Linked DNA regions of Homo sapiens: regions 2, 3 and 4 are each linked to region 1. The links are chromatin contacts, found by Hi-C or POLR2A ChIA-PET in ENCODE. All regions are on one chromosome and are shown on one strand. The core of a region is the stretch at or near the end of the contact, and the rest is flanking DNA. Distances in the headings are between cores, read along the strand shown.

Region 1 (5,511 bases), core at 1,751-4,250:
CACTGTCCCCAGACAGGTGTAAATACCCCGAGATCACAGGCTGCTTTGAGGGCCAAAGGGACAGTGAGGGTTCCAGGGCTTTGGTGTTTGAGCCTTGGTGTTGATTGGGCACAGTAGGCAGAGGCAGCGCTGGGGCGGGATTTAGGAGTTCTGCCTCTGTGTGGGGCTTTATGGAGGAAATGCCTTCGCCTCCAAGCAGGGACATCTGCGCTTTCCTGTCTACTTTCTGGTAGCCTGTAATGCTGCCTTCTGCACTTCTGCTCATAATGGTGCCTCTGAGGGTTTGGCTCTGCAGGCTGGAGCGGAGCTGGGAGGGTGGCAGCGTGGCTGAGCCCGGGTGTGTGCTGGGGGACATCAGCAGGGCCATGAGAGAGAAGTGCCCACCCGCAGTCTAGGTAAGGTGGGGGATCCCCAGCCTTCACAGTGAGGGGTCTTGGCAGGAACCCCTGCCCTTCTCTGCCACACCTGCCACTGCTGCTCTTCAGCTGGGGCCGTGGAAGCCTCACCTTCTCCCTGCTCTGTCTTCTCTAACCTCCCTCGGTGGGGCCTCCGAGCCCAGCCCCTCCCCCAGGACAGGGAGACACGGGACCCAGCTCAAGTTCTGCAGACCAGCATTAAGGCGGAAAGGCGGAAAGGCGAGGCTGCCCTTTGCCATAAAGCTAGCAGGCCTCACCTTGTCGGTGAATTTGATTTGTGGAGCAGGCCCTCGGGCTCTCCCACGTAGCGCTTTGACTTTTTTTTTTTTCCCTTTTCTGTCTTTCTGGTTGTTAGCAATCTCACAAGCTAGTTTCCCTGGTTTTCCAGAATGCAGAAGCAAAAGTCTGGCCACAATGCAGCCTCAACAGCTGTCCACAGAGTCAGCCCTAAAAAGGAAAGGCTCGGCTGATAAAGATCTGCTATTTTTATCTAGCACTTGATCCTTTACAAAGGGCTTTTAGGTTCTTTGTCTCGTTTAATCCCAGCAAAACCCCTGTCACGCAGAGTCTGTCCACATTTTGCATGGGAGACCCGAGAAGGGGGAGGTTGCAGGGCCCCGCTGGGCCTGTAGCCCCACTTGACCCCTAAATACAATCTGAGCCCTGGTGTTTGTTGTGTCCCGAGGGCAGATTTCCCAGCTGCTGTAGGCAGCCTGGCCTGTGTCAGGGTCAGCCACCTTTCCTTAAGACCTGCTCAGGAGCGCCAGAGGGGCAGGAGGGCATCCCTGGTGCCTGGTTTGCAAGAGCTCCTGGGTGGTTCGATCCCTGGGAGATGCCAACGGAAGGTGTCACCCCCGTCTCTTGCTGCTCCCGGGAGTCCATTGGAAAACCAAAGCCATTTAGTCCCAACCCCCTGTGGCCAGCAGCTGTTCCTGAGGGCCCTGTGCACTGTGGCCATGCCCGTCACTTGCTGGTGACCTTGGTTAGTGCCCCTGGCTGCTGAGGAGATGACAGTGGGCAGGTGGTCCATATGATCACGGGACCCCTAAAGCAGGGCAAGGTGGGGAGAGGCCCCGGCCTCCTCATGGGCCAGGCAGTGCGGGCAGTGGTTTGACCTCCCACACCCACCCAGCAGGCTCCCTTGCGGGCAGACTTGAGTGTGAGGGTGCAGGACAGGCAGGGGCACCCCATGGTGAGGATGCTGGGGGCCTGCTGACCTGCTCACGCATGTCCGCAGTGAAGGGGGGGTCCTCCAGACATTTTCTGTCCTTTTCCTAAGCAGGGCGGGTCAGACCCTCAGCTCCCCAGGGCCCAGGCCCCACACTCCCCTGTGCTCTAAAAGGGTGGGAGGTGAAACCTGAGGAGCGAAGCAGGCGCCCCCAGGGCAGGACCCCTGTGCTGTGCTGAGAGATAGGGCCTGTCCTGAGTCACTTAGGCCTGAACCACCCCCCTCCAGGGGGAAGGGAGAAAGGAAATCTGTTCCCATCCCAGAACGCCTGGCCGGAAAGGGCCTGAGAGGTCACTTGGTCTGACCTGCTCATTTTGCAGATGGGGAAGCCGAGGCCCAGAAAGTGCTAAGCAGGCAGGTAGTGGCAGAGCCAGAATGAGAAGCTTCAGGCTCTGGGGCTGGATCCCCTCCTCTCCCCAATACTGCGGCAGTCCGCAGGGACTGACCTCTAACCTCACTCTTGGCCGTATGTGGACACCACGGAGGAAGGATTAAATGGTGAACATTGGAGGCAGAGACTGGCCCCGGGGCTTTTGCATTATCTCCAAGGGTGAGCAAGGGCCCGGGGGAAGGCATAGGAGGTAGGGAGGAGAAGAGACAGGAAATTGACCAAGCTCACCTGGCTGGCTCTCGTCAGTGCTCTGGGTAAAGCAGTTTTGTTGAATTTTATACTCACACACCTACGTCCACCACCCCACACATGTGTGGCCTGGAGATGGGTTAGGTTGGCTTCTTGGCAGCCCTGCAGCTATGATCTTGAGCCCAATTCTGGCTCCCAGAGCAGATTTTTCCAGGATCCTTCTAGCCTGGCCTTCCGGACAGCCACATTTCTCTCCTGGCAGGAGCTCCCTGGTGGATGGAAGCTTCCGGGCTTCATCCTGTAGCTGTTACACCACTTGTAACAGCCTGCTTGACTGCCGGTCGGTGCCTGTGGGGGGCCAGTGTGGATCACAGGCCTAGAGCTCCCTGGCTGGGGACAAGCACCCATGCCCAGACCCCATGGGGCTCCTGGAGCCCCTGCCCCCATCAGTCACAGCCTCCTTGGTGGAGTTGAGCAGCCTTTACACAGCCTGCCCACCTCCTATTGTCCTCATTTTAGTCTACCCTCTGCACCTTGGTTTTAGAGTGGATCTTGTCACTCCCCAGCTCAAAAGCCTTCCCGGGCTCCCCATCGTCCAGAGCAGCAGCTCCCAGCCTGCCTGGTGTGTCTCAATTCCTACAGAGATTTCTAAGTCCCTAAAGTCACCGAGGCCAGGTCGGCACATCCCCTATCTTCTGTTTGAAAGAATATACCACGGTCACGGCTGGTATAAGCAAGAGGCCTAAGAGCTCAGATAACTCAAAATGCACCTGCTGAACCCACTGCATCTCTTTCGGTGGCTTCCAGGTGTGTCTTGGTTTCTCTTTCGAGGTGTGTCTCCTTTTCTCTTTCGAGGTTTGTCTCGGTTTCTCTTTAGCCAGGACGAGTCCGGGTGACCCTGGTGGGCCTTCCTTTCCCTTCTAGGTGTCATCTCCTTCCCTCCCTTTCCCCCAAGACTCCCTCCGGGCCCAGCCAGCAGGTGAAGCCTGACTTAGGGAAGGGGGGATTTCCAGGGGAGGGGCCCTGGCCCCCACTGACCCAGCATTGCTATCCACAGGAGGAGCAGCCCCCACAACATCGATCCAAGAGGGGGGGCTCAGTGGGCGGCGTGTGCTACCTGTCGATGGGCATGGTCGTGCTGCTCATGGGCCTCGTGTTCGCCTCTGTCTACATCTACAGATACTTCTTCCTTGCGCAGGTGAGGGGCCGGGCCAGGTAGGGGCAAGGCCTCGAGAAAGGGTCATGTCTAGAGAGGCATGGAGGGAAGTGTCTGCAAGGGGGCAGCAGGAAGCCCCAGACATGCCCTCAGGTGGGAGCGAGTGCCCGGCCAGCCCACAAGACTGGGGTGCCCCCTCCTCCTTGGGGCCTCCTTGGATGCAGGCCAGTCCCACATTTAGCCCCTTGTCCTGGGGAGCCAAGCATGAATCCGGGTGACAGCACTGGGCCCGCCCCACAGGGTCACCCTGGGGAATTCTCACCAGAAACTCAGATCTGGCAGAAACTGGAACTGTGATCCCCCTCCACAGCTCAGACCCTGCACCTGCAGGTCACGCTTTAAGGCTGACCTAACTGTGCTTGTGCATGGACATTTGGGTTACCAAACAAGAGAGGGAGAGGGGTGGGTACAGAGAGTCTCCACCACCTCCTTCCAGAAGCAGGAGTGTGTCCTTGCTGCCAACTATCATCCCCCTCCCCGGGGGACCTGGGCACAAAGCTGGGCCAACCCAGACCTGGGAGGGAGGGAGTGTCGCTGTGTGCTTGGAAATGAAAGTAGGTAAATTAAAAGGATAAACCTACGTACAACTCACAGAGAACCTCAGGGTGACAAAGAGGTGGGACTTGCCAGTCATTTATGACCCAAGTGACCTCCCACTCCTAAGCGTTTAACTTTGTTGTCCCCCAGTTTTTCCACGATGGAAATTGCTGAAGAGTTTGCATTCACGGGGCTTTCCCCTTGAAAGCTCAGCTCACATACACCCATCACCTTCCTTTCTGTGCAGCATCCCCCTGCCCCGCCCCACTCCCTCCATGGCCTGCGTCCCCCTCGTTCCAGGGTCCTGTGTGGGACCTTCCCACAGGCCTCTTCCTGTTGTGGCCCTACCCTAGGACCTGGGCCAGCATTTCCTGGTCCCCTCTGTTCCACCCTCGACTCACACCCTTCTCCCCACACCCCAATTCGTTGTGTGGACACCTCCCAGCAGCCCCTGGGTCTGTGCCCTGGGACAGTATTCGGGGTGTCCAGCCACTGTGGGATGCAGCCCCGGAGCCTCACCTTCCCTGGGCTCTCATCCCCGCACAGCCCACAGGAGCCCCCCATGCTGCGATGACGCATCCTCCCTGGAGAACTTGCACTGAATCAAACAGACGGTGGAATCCTGCCGATCCCAGGCCAGGCAGTCCCAAGCATGTATCTACAGGCCCCTCCAGGAGCCCCCTCCAGAAGTAAGAGTGGGCAGACTGGCCCGCCCGGCCATTCAGTTGATGGGATCACACCAGGCTGCCTGGCCTCCCTTACTGATGGAGTGACTGGACTGGCCCACCAGACACAGTGTCTGTCAAGGTTTCTCCAAGACAGGGGTCAGGGATATCCAGGAAGGGCGATGGCACTTGTCCGAGGCTGGATGTGGAGGTAACCGTGATAGGGGCACAAGACTCTTAACAGTGTTGCCTCCAGCTCCACCTCCCCACCCGCCGTGTTAGGCCCCTCCAGGTCTGCAGGCCAGGACAGCAGGTGACAGGAAAGGCAGTCGTGCACAGGCGTAGGTGCCCAACTCTTAGGTTCGTCCTTGACCCCCTGCCAACCCCAGGCTCTTTCTCTGGTGTCTGCACCTCTGTGGAGGGCACGGAGGTGGCCAGGTCCTAGTCCTGCTGGGCCACCCCTTTTCCCAGTCACCGACTCAAGGACTTGGAGGCCAGAAGGGACCTTAGGGATCATCATGCTTTACTGATGGGGAAACTGAGGCCCAGAGAGGTCTGCCACCTAGAACCTGGCAGACCCAGCTCATCCTCCCTTCCGTTTGTGAAGCTGGGAAGCGCCTTGCCCAAGAATCAGCTCATCTCCTCACTGGCAGCCCCAGACCCTGACCTGATGCCCCACCGTCTCAGTTTCTCCATCTGCGAAATGGGTCTCACAGTCCCTGCTCTTCTTGCTTCCGCAGGCTTTTGGGGCATGTAGCGGACGGGTAGGCAAGAGGGGGCCTTACGGAGTGCGTGTATGACCAGCCTCTCTGACTGTCTGTCTGTCTCTCCGCCTTGCTCAGCTGGCCCGAGATAACTTCTTCCGCTGT
Region 2 (5,511 bases), core at 1,544-4,043, 660 kb before region 1:
TCCCACACCATGAGAATTAGAGCTATAGCTATTTTTCTAGTTAATTACTCTGATCTAGAGGGAGAATAGAACCTCTCTTATCTCCTGAGATGGCCAAATGGGTTCACCCAGGACTAGCTTCCTAGGTTAAATCCTAAAGTACCAGGAAAACTGGAGTGGTCTTTCCCTAGGTATTTATATATCACAAGGGGTAAAGCCCAGAACTTGGAGACATCTTTAGGTTGTAAAAGCCAGCAACACCTAGAGTTTCTCTGGCCTTTGGAAAGATGCATTTAAATTCCAAAGGTTAGGATGGAGAGCTTTGGAACGAGGATCTTTTCCATTTTATCTCAAAGCAGCAAAGTTTTTTCTTTTCCTTTCAGGAGGAAAGGATGATGGCTATCCCTCTCATGTATCTAAACAGAAAAATCCATCATTCTACATCCCTTATACATGAGTTGTAGTCTATTTTGAATAGAAAGATTCCATTAGCTCTCTTAGCATTGCCTTTGGGTTTGTGTATGGGAGACAGACGCTGCAATATTGCTCTGGCTGATAAGCTGGTTGTGAATATCAGTAAAGAATTATTTTCCCTGACCAGATACCTTGTGTTCCTGCAGCACTCATATATATAAGGAGATACCAATGCAAGTGGAGTAACATCTTAGACCCTTTACAGTTCTTGACAAAACACACATCTATACACAGCTGCATAGATGGCTAGCAGAAACCTCTAAAGGAACAGGTCAATAATTGAACTCTAAGAGTTATCCCCCAATATATTTGCATCTTCCCTCAGCAATGGGCATTACCACTTACTTGTTCAAGCCAGAAATTGAAGAGTGGGCCTTGATTTTTCTCTTTCTCATCTGTAGCTAATAATATGTCAAATCCTGTCAACAATACCTGCAAAACTGATCTTGAATTGGCACTCTTCTCTGCATCTCCACTGTCAGATCTGAATCCAAGCCACCAAGAACTCTCATGGCATCTGCCCCAAAATGGCTGCCCTGCCTCCATTCTTTCCCAGCTCCAACTCATTCTTTACACCGTAGCAAAATTGAGCTTACATTGTGTCACTTCACTGACTAAATCTCTTCAATGGCTTCCCATTGCATTTAGAATAAAATTCAACCCTCCACAGCTTGACCTACAAGCCCTGCATGAGCTGTTTCCAGCCTCCAGCTTCCTCTTGTACTCTCATCTTACCTCCTGGGAGGCTTTTTTTCTTATGTCTCCTTTTTGGAGTTGACCAGATACATCTTTTTCTTTTCTTTCCTAAAAAGAAAGGATAATGTTTTATAGTTACAAACATTGATCTCCCAATCTTGTATGTCAATGATATTCAGCTTTTACTTTTGGTCTTCAAACCACATTGCTAGAAGTTCATTGGTGACCTTAGGTGATGGTACTTCAGGGAGTAATAGGGGAAGAAGGACTCTAAAATGACAGAGGAAAAGGAGAAACGAAGAAATAGAGACAGGGAGTTTAGGTAGCTCATTTCTAGAAGTTTGGTTGTGAAATGAAGGAGAGAGATATGGAAGTAGTTGAAGTGAGATGAGAATCAAGAAAAAGCATTTTTTAATGAGCTGTGATACATGTAATGCAGATTCTTGTGTGAGACATACTGCTTTAATGAATACTTGAGAGAGAAGGGATCATGGATACTATAAGATGAGGCAGAAGGATTGTCTTAGAAGAGAAGGAGGGAACTCGGAGAGGAGGGAGACAGATGTAGTTAGGGTTTGTAGGACTAGCAGCACAAATAAGGGGATTCTCATCTGATATCTCCTTATGGTGCAGGAGGGAAAGTCACTGATTGAGCAAAAAGCAGGAGGTGAGGGGGTCAGAGGTTTGAAAAATAGGGCTTGAGGTTTGAAAGGATTATTGCAGGAAGTAGCATTGTCACACAGTAAGGAGAGATGATTTGTGCTGGAACCATGAAGACCAGTGAGTGCACTCTGCCCTGCTGTGGAACTCTCTCCAGCACTGCTGGCTTTCAGATGCAGTGTACAGGAAGTAGGTAAGTAGGGTCTTCCAAGACTTGCCAGAGAGTTCTAGGAAAAGGCAGAGAGGAAAGGCAGGTTTAAGATAATGGCAATAGATTACTGAAATGATGAATCTTGGACTGTGAGTTAGTGTCAATGTTAAAAAGCTGGGAAGCAAAGAAAAGCAGATGATGGCTTGGAAGGAGGAAAGGCCAGTGGACTGGTGATCCAAATGAGGTTGAAGGACAACTTCAGAGGAAACAACAAATAAATAAGCACAGAAAAATATATTTTTGATTCTTTTTCTTTTGTTAGGATTGGGCTGGGAAAGAGTGATCAGAGGTTGAATGATAGCTATAAAAGGAGAAAAGCTCAAGGACAGGTATCAAAAAAGGAATTCTGAAATTAACTGTTGGGAAATCGAGCCAGGTTTGAATGACGATAGGGTCTATAGCTTGCCTTTGGGTATGGGAGGCCAAGAATTGGTGGAGGAAAAAGTCATGGAAAATGAGAAGATGAAGGATTTGAGGGGCCAGAGTATTGGATAACAGAGTTGTCTGTTATCCGTGTGTACCCTGAAGGCATCTAGGATGATGCTGGGACTTGAAATGACAGAAAAGCAGCTTTTGAAAGGATTATTGGGGAAATTATTGGATGATATTGATGATGAGTGAGTGAACATTTTAATTGAATGGTTAAGACTCAAAGGAGAGGATCAGGGAGGAAGGGGCTGGATGGGGCCAGTAGGCAGCAAAGGACAGACATCTAACCTGTCTCTCACCATGAGGTGTGAGTGATGGATGGCAGAGAATGCCTAGCCATGTCTTAAGAGGAAGTGGGTTCCTCTCTGGGGAACCAACTTTCAGTTAAAGAGGGAAGTGCAATTAACACTCTAAGAAGTTGTGAATATAGGAGATTGATTTTTTCAGAACAGGCAATTCCAATGGCATATTTCAATACCCCCAAATGCCTTCTGGTTTCCTGATAATTTTCATAAAGGCCTTTTTGGAAGATGCAGCAAATGGAAACTGCAGAAACGAACTGTGTGTGGCATCAGGACTGTGGTCACATAGTGGTGCTCTTGACAAGATACAGTCAGAAAAACAGAAAGCAACTCTGAATTCACCCTTCTGACCTCTACAGAAGAAAGGCTTTTCTTACCTTTCTTGTCTGAAGGTGTGCTGGACACCTCCTGGGGCTCTTCTGGGTCATTTGGTTCTGGAGAATTATCTCTTATCTCTGACAAAAGAAATATAAGTCATTTCAGAGCTCAGATCCAGTGAAGAGAAAGTGCTGAGGGAAGTCAATGCAAGAACTAGAAAAGTAGAAAGTACATGCAGCCCAGGGCCGGGAATCTGCTTGCCCTAAGAATTCCCTGGCTCTGTCTTGATTTTTGCCAACTTGTGGTTATTGTTACCTGTGCGACCATCACAGGGAACTAGGGCACAACTGCCCCACAGCAGAGGCTCAGTCTGATCCTTTTAGAGAGATTATCTTATGGATGGAAGAGAAGTGAGTGAAGAAGGTGCAATGAATGGAAATTGCAGGAATAAACTGTGCTGGGTATCATGACTATAGTCACATGGTTTCTGCTCCCAGCAGCCCCTGCTCAAGGAATGAAGCTGAGAGCGGAAAGTGGTGATATTGAAATCTGATGTCCATGATGAAGGGGAATGTCTTTGCTGTATGAAAAATACATCTTATTGCTTTGACGTCTATGTGTGGATATTCTTTAACTGCTCTATCTGTGGTTATTTTACTTGGAGAAATAGTGGAGAAGGCTAAATGCCTTATATATTTCTGTATATAAGGATTGTTTGAAGAAAGCAGGAGCTAGCCTGTGCTTGCTAGCACCTGTTAACAGCAAAGACATATAAAGCTCTGCTAGTTTTTGCTGCACAAAGAAAGACAGAGAACTTGAAGCCATAACAAATAAAGGCTCATCTCACATGAAGCTGTCACCTTTTTCTTTACACACTGCATTGAGATTGGTCTCAAATGCTGGCCTGCTTAGGAATAGGTGACTGAGGCAGGTGGCAAGCAGTCATTAGATCTTTGGAATAATTTATTACCTTTCAAGTTATATTCATAATATCAACTCTTAAACTCCAAGTGATATAGAAATGACCAGGGTTGAAAGTGAAAATTCCCCACAGTCAGGTGGGGGCTTGGAAGGAGGACCATCCATGTCTGCTGCAGCAATTCACTATTAGGGCCACACAGTGTTTTTGTTCATTTGCTTTGCATTTTGACAGAGCCGTTTTGAGCACTACTTTATTGAAGTGGCCTCAGAAGAGTGGCTCTGTCAAACAGTCCAGCCTGACTCAGTTCCCTTGCTTTCCCCTGGGGTTCCTGCCACAACCCTTTGTGGCAGGTGAATGTTTCCCTTTCAGGCGCTTTGTGGCATTTGGAGTCCAAACCTACAGGCACTGGTGGGGCTCTGTCCATCATCATCCGTGGCCCTATCCAAGTCTACCTTTTCCAGACTTGCCTCCTTTGCCCTCCCCCAGGGACTCTGTATCCATTCAGAGGTCGGGTCTCCTGCCTGTTCAAGCTCCCAAGTGCTGGGTGAACTGGAAGCTGGGCCAAGATTGCTGAGAGGCAGGAGGAGAGCCCCCTCTCTAGAAGATCCGAATGGCTTTTCCTCTTAGTAAACACAGAAACAAAGGCAAGCTTTTAGGTTGACCAAACCAAGATTACCTGGCATAGAGCCCAAGGGAGAGTGGGGCATCTCTTGAGGGTCTTCTTTATCTCTTATTTGGGGGATCAGGTTGTCACTGGCCACTGAATGGAGGAAGAAAAAGTTTTAGATCTCAGGAACAGCAAGCAGGGACCAGAATGAGGAGAAAAGAGAATGCTCTATTCCAACAAGTAAAAATGACGGGGTAACAGCAACCAAGGCCTGGGAAAGGATGGCATAGAGTGGGAAAGTAAGCAACCATTCACTCTCAATTAGCCACTTGTTCTTCCATTGCTGTTAGCTTCCTGATTATGTTAACCTTTTTGGATGGTAGGTATTAGAGGAGTGGATGCAATATTATTTGGATCGAAGAGGACCCCTCTTCTCAGTACTGGAGAGCTCAGAATCCATGGTATCATTTTTGACAATGCCCAATATCATACCATTCTTACGTTTAATGTAATCAAACTCCATTATGATGATGGTTTGGGGAGGACAAGTGATACAATTTGAGAAGCTAAATATTAGGTCTAGCAGACCTTTAAACATTTTATCATCTTTTCTAGTAATTTTGATAACATTGTTCTTAGAATCCAAACCATATAAAAATGAAGAATGTTGAAACTCTAAGGCCCCCATAATCAGGTGGGGGTGAGGAATCAGCTAAGGGTCACTAGTGTGAGTGTTACGCAGGTTACTTGTCAATTCAGAATGGTGTTTTGGTTGTTGGTTTGTTTTGCATTGCTGCGTTGGTGAATTGGCCCCTTCTGTTTCTTTTCCTTTGTATTGCTCAGTTCTTTTTCCCAGGGTTCCCACCATAGCCTCTTGGTTGGCAGACGCATGTTCTCCCTTCACAGTCACCTT
Region 3 (5,511 bases), core at 576-3,075, 620 kb before region 1:
GTGGTGATTCCTCAGGGATCTAGAACTAGAAATACCATTTGACTCAGCCATCCCATTACTGGGTATATACCCAAAGGATTATAAATCATGCTGCTATAAAGACACATGCACACGTATGTTTATTGTGGCACTATTCACAATAGCAAAGACTTGGAACCAACCCAAATGTCCAACAATGATAGACTGGATTAAGAAAATGTGGCACATATACACCATGGAATACTATGCAGCCATAAAAAATGATGAGTCCATGTCCTTTGTAGGGACATGGATGAAGCTGGAAACCATCATTCTCAGCAAACTATCACAAGGACAAAAAACCAAACACTGCATGTTCTCACTCATAGGTGGGAATTGAACAATGAGAACACTTGGACACAAGAAGGGGGATATCACACACCAGGGCCTATTGTGGGGTGGGGGAGGGGGGAGGGATAGCATTAGGAGATATACCTAACGTAAATGATGAGTTAATGGGTGCAGCACACCAACACAGCACATGTATACATATGTAACAAACCTGCACGTTGTGCACATGTACCCTAAAACTTAAAGTATAATAAAAAAAATTTCTATTCTCACTCCCTCTATGGAAATAAAAAAGGGTATCATTCCTCTGCTGGTAGATACTTTTTTATGATTTTTTCACAAACTTGACAAAGCCTTCAGTGTAATGGTATTCTACCATCTAATTGGCAGAACTTAGATCAACTATTTGTGAGACTAAATGGTATTTTTGACCAGTACTTTCCATTATGTCATTGGATCATGCAGTGGTTTTTCAGAGTACTCTGATAGGTGTTATAATTTTACTCACAAAAACCTCAAGACTTAGATAGGGAAGGTGCTGTTATTGCTGTTTTAAGGAGCCAGAAACACAGAAATGCATGTGACACGGGTGTTTGATAAGACCCAAGAAAAAAGAAAGAGCAGAGACCAGTGTCCTGGATGACTCCTTACAGGCTTTCAGTTCTATGAGGTGGGCATGGGTTGGGGTGGGGTCTCATAGTCTGAGTCCAATGTGGATGCCCAAAGGGTTTTTAGGAATCCAAGAGACTCTACCAGGGTTCAATGGAAAGAGACTTTTATCTAACAAATAAAGAAAGATTAGGGAGAGATAAGGAAACATTATCAAGAGTTGGAAAATACTTGAATGTAATCTACGATACGAGATAGGAGATATCCAGAAAAATAGAGCCAGAAAAGAGAAACAGAGAGGCAATATGAAAAGTATATGTAGCACATCACTGAAGGAGGAAGAGACAGTAAGGGAGAGGAGATGTTAAGAAGAGAAAGTCCAGAAAGCCGAAAAGAACCATAGATGCCGTCATAGAGTAATAAAAAGATATCACTAGTAGAAGGGGCTATCACTTAGGCTGGGTGCAGTGGGTCACCCCTGTAATCCCAGCAATTTGGGAGGCCAAGGCAGGTGGATCACTTGAGGTCAGGAGTTCAAGGCCAGCCGGGCCAACATGGCAAAACCCCATCTCTACTAAAAATACAAAAATTAGCTGGTTGTGGTCGAGCACACCTGTAGTCCCAGCTACTCGGGAGGCTGAAACAAGAGAGTTGCTTGAACCCGGGATGTGGAGGTTGCAGTCAGCTGAGATCACATCACTGCACTCCAGCCTGGTGACAGAGCAAGATTCCATCTCAGAAGAAAAAAAGAAAAAATAAGGGGCCACCACTTAATATCAAACGAAAGGCTGAATTTATTGTTCAGTTAAGGGATAGTTGTGCTTGTGGGTCAGTTTCTCTGAACAGAGAACGTTTGTGGAAGTGTGGATCTCGGTGACTGGCGGCCTTCAAAAGTGAGATTTGTTAGTGGTTAGCTGACCTTTAGTGAAAGCAGGGTCACTGGAGTGTGGCTGTTACTGACTGTCTGACTTTCAGAAGCATGGGGAAGTCAATGGTTGGCTGGCTTTCAGAGGCCTGTGTACTGGCCAGAAGCTATTGTTGATTAATTGGGATGATTCTGGTTGTTATTGACCATATGGCCAAACAATAATGAGTTTTCCTAGAAGTGTAGCAACTTTCAATTATCAGTTTCCCCTTTAGGAAATCTCTCATCTAAAGCTGCAGGAGGCACCATCAAGTATTTTCCCCATCCAAGATGTCTTTTCTGGAAGAGGACCCTGGAAACAAAATCCTAGGATTCCCCTTCACTGAGTAGGAGTTATAGAGTTGCTAGATTGAGAGTGTTATCCTTGCAAAGGATGACATAAGAAAAAGTAATGATGTTTTACAATACGTTAATGGAATGGCAGACAACTGTTGAAAGTTTTTAATTAGCAGCAGAATTGTGCTGCTTGCAATACTATCCTATTTATTCCCTTTTGCTCCAAGAATACTCACCAGCCACCCTTGTGGCTGCAGCGTTTATCCCAAGTAAATTTGCCATGAAATATCTTGCTTTTATTATTATTTTCACATCACTCTAATATATTGACTTTGGAAACAAAAGACATTCTTCTAATTATAGCATTCTGGTTTTAGTAGTGGTATTTCCATTTACAAAATACAGTAATTGTTGATCACTGAAAATGTCAAATCCTGGAAAACGTGGCTTTCCCACATGTGCTGTTAACATTGTTACTGAACAATTGTTGGCCGAAGATTCATTTGATGAATCATATATTTTTAAAATAGATGATTCTGATATGGTTCTGTTTAGAAATAACTCCAAGAACAGTTTATATATTTTATTTTCACATTGAAAATCAATCATGTTTGCTTCAGCCTCAAAGAATGTGTTTACGTAAAATTAAATGAGTGCAGCAAGCTGCACTTTTTTTTTTTTCTAAACGGGAACAGAGTTAAAGTTGATCCAAGTACAAAATCTCCAGAACCATGGACTAATGCAGTCACCTGCAATTGCTTTGAGGCAACTAGGATGAGATGTGGCTACTAGCAATGGCTCTTTGATGTCTGTCACGTTTTGAAGTGATACCCCTAGAGCATGGCCTGTTTGTTTATTTATTTATTTATTTATTTTTATTTTTCCGTAAGTTATTGGGGTACAGGTTGTATCTGGTTACATGGGTAAGTTCTTTAGTGGTGATTTGTGAGATTTTGGTGCACCCATCACCTGAGCAGTATACGCTGCACCATATTTGTAGTCTTCTATCCCTCGCACCCCTCCCACTCTTCCCTCCAAGTCCCCAAAGTCCATTGCATCATTCTTACACCTTTGCGTCCTCATAGCTTAGCTCCCACGTATCAGTGAGAACATACAGTGTTTGGTTTTCCTTTCCTGAGTTACTTCACTTAGGATGATAGTCTCCAAGCCGGGCACGGTGGCTCACGCCTGTAGTCCCAGCACTTTGGGAGGCTGAGATGGATGGATCACCTGAGGTCAGGAGTTTGAGACCAACCTGGCCAACATGGCAAAACCCCGCCTCCGCTAAAAAAAAAAAAATACAAAAATTAGTCAGGCATGGTAGTGTGTGCCTGTAATCCCAGCTACTAGCAGGGGCTGAGGCAGGAGAATTGCTTGAACCCGGGAGGTGGAGGTGGTAATGAGCTGAGATCACACCACTGCACTCCAGCCTGGGTGACAGAACGAGACTCCATCTCAAAAAAAAAAATAGTCTCCAATCTCATCCAGGTCACTGCAAATGCTGTTAATTCATTCCTTTTTATGGCTGCGTAGTATTCCATCATATATATATATATATATATATATACCACATACATACATATATACCACAGTTTCTTTATCCACTTGTTAATTGGTGGGCATTTGGGTTGGTTCCACAATTTTGCAATTGTGAATTGTACTGCTATAAACATGCATGTGCAAGTATCTTTTTCGAATAATGACTTCTTTTCCTCTGGATAGATACCCAGTAGTGGGATTGCTGGATCAAATGGTAGTTCTATTTTTAGTTCTTTAAGGAATCTCTACACTGTTTTCCATAGCAGCTGTACTAGTTTACATTCCCATCAGCAGTGTAGAAGTGTTCCCTATTCACTGCATCCATGCCAGCATCTACTGTTTTTGATTTTTTGATTATGGCCATTCTTAAGGAGTGAGGTGGTATCGCATTGTGGTTTTGATTTGCATTTCCCTGATCATTGGTGATGTTGAGCAATTTTTTCATATGTTCATTGGCCATTTGTATATCTTCTTTTACGAACTGTCTATTCATGTCCTTAGCCCACTTTTTGATGGGATTGTTTGTTTTTTTCTTACTGATTTGTTTAAGTTCATTGTAGATTATGGATATTAGTCTTTTGTCAGATGTATAGATTGTGAAGATTTTCTCCCACTCTGTGGGTTGTCTGTTTACTCTGCTGACTGTTCCTTTTGCTGTGCAAAAGCTCTTAGGTTTAATTAAGTCCCAGCTATTTATCTTTGTTTTTCTTTCATTTGCTTTTGGGTTCTTGGTCATGAAGGCCTTGCCTAAGCCAATGTTTAGAAGGGTTTTTCTGATGTTATCTTCCAGAATTTTTATAGTTTCAGGCCTTAGATTTAAGTCCTTGATCCATCTTGAGTTGATTTTTGTATAAGGTGAGAGATGAGGATCCAGTTTCATTCTCCTACATGTGGCTTGCCAATTATCCCAGCACCATTTGTTGAATAGGGTGTCCTTTCCCCACTTTATGGTTTGTTTGCTTTGTCAAAGATCAGTTGGCTGTAAGTATTTGGGTTTACTTCTGGGTTCTCTGTTCTGTTTCATTGGTCTACGTCTATTTTTGTACCAGTACCACTCTGTTTTGGTGACTATGGCCTTATAGTATAGTTTGAAATCATGTCGTGTGATGCCTCCAGATTTGTTCTTTTTGCTTAGTCTTGCTTTGGCTTTGTGGGCTCCTTTTTGGTTCCATATGAATTTTAGAGGTGTTTTTTCTAATTCTGTGAAGAAGATGGTGGTATTTTGATGGGGATTGCATTGAATTTGTGATTGCTTTTGGCGGTATGATCATTTTCACAATATTGATTCTACCCATCCATGAAGCATGGGATGTATTTTCATTTGTTCAGGTTGTCTATGATTTCTTTCAGCAATGTTTTGTAGTTTTCCTTGTAGAGGTCTTTCGACTCCCTGGTTAGGTATATTCCTAAGTTTTTGTTGTTGTTGTTGTTGTTGTTTTGCAGCTATTGTAAAAGGGGTTGAGTTCTTGATTTGATTCTCTGCTTGGTCACTGTTGGTATATAGAAAAGCTACTGATTTGTGTACATTAATCGTGTATCCAGAAAGTTTGCTGAATTCTTTTATCAGTTCTAGGAGCTTTCTGGGGGAGTCCTTAGGGTTTTCAAGGTATACAGTCATATCATCAGCAAACAGTGAGAATTTGACTTCCTATTTACCAATTTGGATGCTCTTTATTTCTTTCTCTTGTCTGATTGCTCTGGCTAGGACTTCCAGTACTATGTTGAAGAGGAGTGGCGAGAGTGGGCATCCTTGTCTTGTTTCAGTTCTCAGAGGGAAAGCTTTCAACATTTCCCCATTCAGTATTATGTTGGCTATGGGTTTGTCATAGGTGGCTTTTATTACCTTAAGGTAT
Region 4 (5,511 bases), core at 1,163-3,662, 550 kb after region 1:
CACCTGAACCTGGGAGCAGTGAGCCATGATCACACCACTGCACTCCAGCCTGGGTGACAGAGTGAGACCCTGTCTCAAAAAAAAAAGATATTAATATAATTTTTCCTCTAGGCAGATGGTATTCCAGTTACGCCAACACCAGTGGAAGTGGCAGATTTATTACGTACTGAATTATCGTGTGGACTTGGGTCTAATTCCATGTTTCCTGGGCACATTTGAGACCTCTGCACTTCTCAAACCTCTGACTCTGACATCTCCCCTCTTTTCATCAGATGACCTTGCCTTTTAATTCAAAGAGCACGTGGAAGGACTCGTGGGAAGAGCACCTCCAGTTTAAAAACAAAAGACCCATCCCCTGCTTGCCTCCACCTGAGTCTCAGAGCCCACCCTTCCCAAGCGCTTAGGACCACTGTCTCTCTTCTGTGGTCAACATCCATTGCTCCACTAATCCTTCTCCATAGCCTTTTCTTTTCTTTTCTTTTCTTTTTTTTTTTTTTTTTTGAGACGGGGTCTCATTCTGTTGCCCAGGCTGGAGTGCAGTGGTGCCATCTCGGCTCACTGCAACCTTTGCCTCCCAGGTTCAAGCGATTCTCACACCTCAGCCTCCCAAGTAGCTGAGATTACAGGCACCTGCCAACACGCCCAGCTAATTTTTGTATTTTTAGTAGAGACAGGGTTTCACCATGCTGGCCTCGAACTCCTGACCTTATGTGACCCGCCCACCTCAGCCCCCCAAAGTGCTGGGATTGCAGGCCTGAGCCACCGCGCCTAGCTCCATGGCCTTTTAAATGGGCTCAAGACTTTTACGTGTTGAAAACAAACAAAAACAAGAAACTCCTTCAACCCCATGAACCTCTTCAGCTGTGTCCCTACTCTCATCCCACAGCCACATTCCCTGAGGGAATTGTAGTCTCTGCAGTCCCGTTCCCCAGTTACTCCTCAAGACCCTGCACCCCGCTCATCCAGAGTCAGAAATAGTGGAGAGTTCTTGGTCTTGCTTGGTGTCTGGTCTGTCCTCCCAGCTCTGAACGACCACATCCTCTGCCAACATCAAGCAGGACTTCAGCTGGACAGGATGTGGCTCATGACAGCCACTTTCACATGGTTCCCAGAAGGGGAGCCAAAGGGTAGGAGGTCTCAGAGGTGGCAGCCTTCAGTCTCCTGCGAGAGGGAGAGGAGCCGCTGGTCTTCTCTTCCGCAAGTGACCAGTCAGGAGTCCGAGTCCACCCACAGAGGTTGCAGAAAGCAACAGGGCTTGCTCCAAAAGCCTGAACATCACTGGGGTCTGGGGCTGTAAGGGGGTACCGGGGGGCTCATGAGAGGGCAGTGTAAGTGCCTTCCTGCCCATCTTCAAGCCAGGCCCTGGAGCCAGCCACCTGCCTCAGCAATTTCCCCATTGCCAGTTCCAGGCCAGGTGAGACTCGTAAAATCACTCACAAAGCAGAATGTGTAGTCAGAGCTGGGGAAGCACCAGCCTGAGGGGCAGGAGGCTAAAGTCAGGAGCTGTGTACTAAGCAATTCACACGCTCCCTCTCCCCAGAGAGATCTGGCCTTTGTGCCTTTGTCCTGGCTCCTGGAAGACCACACCTGATGGTTTACCGTTACCCTAATGAGGTGACTCATGATGGGCCCCTGAGGGCGAGAGCTGTCAGAGCAACCCCCGGGGCGAAGAAACAAGCTAGAGACCCAGTTCAACCTCACAGGCAATGATTCCATCACCCTGCCCACAGAGGGAAACTGCAACACAAATTCTGACATCAAAGCCCGGGGAAGCTTCCGTGGTTGGCGGTACTCTGCGAATTGTCATACATCACAGCAAGGAGGAGGTGATGCCACACCCGTTGGCGGTACTCTGCGAATTGTCACACATCACAGCAAGAAGGAGGTGATGCCACACCGGTGGCTGCCAGCTCCTCATCAGGACCCTCCCTGGACTCTACCCTGTGTCTCTTCCTTTGGCTGGTTCTAATTAGTATCCTTTCCCGTTCATAAACATGGGGGCAATAGTGCTGTGCTTAAGGAAGCACCAGCAATTGGAGGTGAACCCAGACAGGAAGAATCCAGCCCCAGCCTTGTCCCGCCGTCTGAGGATGACACCAGGAAGTCCTGACCTCCCAGGACCTGAAGCAGAAGGGCGCTTGGTATGGTGACATGGGCGGGACGGTCTGCCACTGGGTCGACCAGCCCACCTTTGTGATGAACCTAAGTAGATTAATTTCATTTTCTGGGAGGGTGTAGTGGGTGGAGGGCACAGATAGTCAGCCAAAGTATCATCCCAGACCCAAAGAATCAGGGGATCTGTTTGCTTTTTCAATAAAAAGAGATGGGGGTAAGTTTGTGCAGATACGAGGAGCACTTAAAATCACAGGTAGAATAATAGGAGAAGAACAGAATTGTCTGAGTTTAGTGCAAGGAGAGGGAGAGGCCTCAGAGCCACTGGGGCAAACCCCAGCCCTTGCAAACAACGCTTCCTCAACACCCGTAGGCAGCCATGGTTTTTTCGGATGGATCTAGCTTGGGGCAACCACAGCTTAAGGAAGAACTAGGGGTACCGTGTCTTCAGCTGGGGAGCAGAGCCCACAGGCCTGCTGAGCCCTCAGCCTCCAGTTCCCCGGTGGGGCCTTCCAGCTTCACTGCTTCCTCAGAGCCTGTGGGAACATTGCTACCTCCACCCTTCACCATGATTGGTGTGGGCCTTTGCATTATCCTCTGTTAACCTGCAGGTGGTCTTAACCTGGGGTCCACGAATGCCCACAGGGTCCACAGAGAGCATTCAGGGGACTCATATGCATGGATGGGAATAAATAGACATCTTTGTTTTCACCAACCCTTAACTTTTCTTCAAAATTTGTTAAGGTAGTGGCAAAAAACCACAATAGTATTAGCAGTTCTGTGACTTTGTCACTATATCAGTCAGATCGCAACCAGAGAAACACAACCAGCAGGAGGTACAGCCCATGCTCCTGATTCGTGGTGGTTATGTTCTATAAAATCACCACAAACACTGGATTAGTGAATGTTGAAGCTTTGCTCCTGGGAGAAATTAGGTTCCTCCTTAGGTACCTGTGAGGGTCTGGTCACAGTATTTTCTTTCTTTCTTTTTTTTTTTTTGGACCGAGTCTCACTCTATTGCCCAGGCTGGAGTGCAGTGGTGTGTGGTGCATTCTCAGCAAACTGCAACCTCCACTGCCTGGATTCAAGTGATTCTCGTGCCTCAGCCTCCCAAGTAGCTGTGATTACAGGTGTGTGCCACCACGCCTGGCTAATTTTTTTTATTTTTAGTAGAGATGGGGTTTCACCATGTTGACCAGGCTGGTCTCAAACTCCTGGCCTCAAGTGATCCGCTCACCTCGGCCTCCCAAAGTGCTGGAATTACAGGCTTGAGCCACCATGCCCGGCCTAGTCACAATATTTTCCTCAGTCGACCAACGCATAACCTTTTTTTATGTTTGTTTCTGTTTAAAGACACTGAAGTTAATATACAGTTGATTCATTAATTTTTTTTTTTTAGATGCAGTTTTACTCTTGTTGCCCAGGTTGGAGTACAATGACATGATCTTGGCTCACTGCAACCTCCGCCTCCCAGGTTCAAGCCATTCTCCTGCCTCAGCCTGCTGAATAGCTGGGATTACAGGCATGTGCCACCATGCCCAGCTAATTTTTTGTAGTTTTTAGTAGAGATGGGGTTTCACCATGTTGGCCAGGCTGGTCTAACTCCTGACCTCAGGTGATCCTCCTGCCTCGGCCTCCTAAAGTGCCAGAATTACAGACATGAGCCACCACGCCCAGCCTGATTCATTAATATTGGACTCACGGCACCATAACTCACACCTGAATGAAGCTTCTCCAACGCACAGATTTTCTCCCTATAGCACATCACATCCTTCTTGCTCTTAGGAGCACCAGAAAGCTCATCAGCAGTTCACTTGGGGGCCACATGAAGCAAGAAAACCAGCAACAAAAAGCACAAAATACAAAAAAAGTGGCACTGGCTGGGCGTGGTGGCTCACGCCTGTAATCCCTGCACTTTGGGAGGCTGAGGCAGGCAGATCACAAGGTTAGGAGTTCAAGACCAGCCTGGCCAACATGGTGAAACCCCATCTCTACTAAAAATACAAAAATTAGCCGAGTGTGGTGACACGCACCTGTAGTCTCAGCTACTCGGGAGGCTGAGGCAGGAGAATTGCTTGAACCTGGGAGGCAGAGGTTGCAGTGAGCCGAGATCGCGCCATTGCACTCTAGCTCTGGGCGACAGAGCGAGACTCTGTCTCAAAAAAAAAAAAAAAAGTGGCACTAAATAGACCACCAAAAGGACACATGTTTACAGTGTGAGAGCTGAAACAAGAAGGCAGGCTCAGCCGGGCATGGTGGCCCACGCCTGTAATCCCAGCACTTTGAGGCAGGTGGATCACGAGGTCAGGAGTTCCAGACCAGCCTGGCCAAGATGGTGAAACTCCGTCTCTACTAAAAATACAAAAATTAGCTGGGTGTGGTGGCGCATGCCTATAATCCCAGCTACTCGGGAGGCTGAGGCAGGAGAATCGCTTGAGCCAGGGAGGCAGAGGTTGCAGTGAGTCGAGATCGTGCCACTGCACTCCAGCCTGAGCGACAGAGTGAGACTCCATCTCAAAAAAAAAAAAAAAAAAGAATGACATGGACACATATGGAGTAGTTTTAAGGAGCGGAGAGTTTAGTAGGCAAGAAGAAAGGGAGAAGACAGAAAGAAGCTCCCCCATACAGAGACAGAAGGAGGGGGGCTCCAAAGTCCAAAGAGGGAACCCCAAGTGTGGTGGATACCAGCCAGGTATATGTAGAGGCTGGAGGAAGCAGTGTTTGATTTGCATAGGGCTCAGGGGATTGGTTTGACCAGGCATGTCATTCATGCAGCCCGTGAAAAAGCTGGCCCTCCCACCCTAGCCTTTTAATATGCAAACGCAGGGTGCCATGATGTTCTACACACATGGGGATATGTAGGGGTGGCCATGTTGCCAGGAACATGTGGGGCAAGGGCAAGAAGTTCGCAGGAATCGCCATGTTTGGGTGGACCCAGTTTCTAATGGCCTTCATTTGCATATCAAAGGTTGCCGGCCTGGCTCTAAGAGCTGCTTTAAAAACGAAAACTTCCCAGGGACCCCTTTTCCTCTCTTATCTGCCTAAAATAATTTCTTAACTCCTACAACACTATCATACCACATTACAGTTGTAGTATTGAAGAAAGAGACATATGATAAATACGTATTATCCAGTTTCAGTTTTGGCAATGAACATGACAGTCCACAAAAGCCACCATGTTTTTTGTGCTGAAAAATTCTTGTGAATGGAAGAAGGAAACCAGCAAAATGAAAAGGATCCCTTCTGAAAATGCATTTAAAGATGCAAGGGTTTTTTTGTGTAAGGAAAGCTCAATTCAAAAATAGCTGGGGCCAGGTGTAAGGGGCTCACACCTGTAATCACAACATTTTGGAGTGCCAAAGTGGGAGGACAGCTCGAGGCCAGGAGTTCGAGACCTAC

Evidence for each region. Hi-C counts contacts between places; a loop is a spot of excess contacts on that map. ChIA-PET counts read pairs that join two places held with the same protein, here RNA polymerase II (POLR2A). Pooled maps may share reads with other maps.
Region 2: a loop to region 1 is called in a map with no recorded cell type, with 4 times the contacts of the local background. The contact joins two enhancer-like sites. A Hi-C loop is called at or near these places in 4 of 37 single-sample maps with no recorded cell type and 2 of 50 pooled maps.
Region 3: a loop to region 1 is called in a pooled map, with 4 times the contacts of the local background. The contact joins two enhancer-like sites. A Hi-C loop is called at or near these places in 5 of 37 single-sample maps with no recorded cell type and 3 of 50 pooled maps.
Region 4: a loop to region 1 is called in a pooled map, with 2.6 times the contacts of the local background. The contact joins two enhancer-like sites. A Hi-C loop is called at or near these places in 1 of 37 single-sample maps with no recorded cell type and 3 of 50 pooled maps. POLR2A ChIA-PET finds 5 or more read pairs at or near these places in 1 of 52 experiments (Panc1).

Annotation. Positions count from the first base shown.
Region 1 is chr2:230,870,136-230,875,646 of GRCh38, forward strand. ITM2C (integral membrane protein 2C) reads left to right here. Exons shown (of 6, transcript NM_030926.6): 2 at 3,282-3,422; 3 at 5,485-5,511. Among named protein-coding and RNA genes, the nearest start is that of ITM2C, 7.9 kb to the left of the region's middle. RefSeq lists enhancers at 1-72, 73-730, 2,656-3,195, 3,396-3,715 and a silencer at 4,076-4,145. Within about 2 kb of position 3,001, at least 6 of the 41 ENCODE cell types and tissues checked have a DNase peak (open chromatin) inside an H3K27ac peak, as active enhancers do.
Region 2 is chr2:230,206,803-230,212,313 of GRCh38, forward strand. SP110 (SP110 nuclear body protein) reads right to left here. Exons shown (of 19, transcript NM_080424.4): 6 at 4,668-4,751; 7 at 3,129-3,206; 8 at 1,189-1,257. It also overlaps a transcript of SP140 not described here. Among named protein-coding and RNA genes, the nearest start is that of SP110, 10 kb to the right of the region's middle. Within about 2 kb of position 2,794, at least 2 of the 41 ENCODE cell types and tissues checked have a DNase peak (open chromatin) inside an H3K27ac peak, as active enhancers do.
Region 3 is chr2:230,256,111-230,261,621 of GRCh38, forward strand. All of the region lies in intron 12 of SP140 (SP140 nuclear body protein), which reads left to right. Among named protein-coding and RNA genes, the nearest start is that of SP140, 33 kb to the left of the region's middle. RefSeq lists an enhancer at 1,681-1,750. Within about 2 kb of position 1,826, at least 2 of the 41 ENCODE cell types and tissues checked have a DNase peak (open chromatin) inside an H3K27ac peak, as active enhancers do.
Region 4 is chr2:231,424,404-231,429,914 of GRCh38, forward strand. No RefSeq gene overlaps it. Among named protein-coding and RNA genes, the nearest start is that of SNORA75, 29 kb to the right of the region's middle. Within about 2 kb of position 2,413, at least 2 of the 41 ENCODE cell types and tissues checked have a DNase peak (open chromatin) inside an H3K27ac peak, as active enhancers do.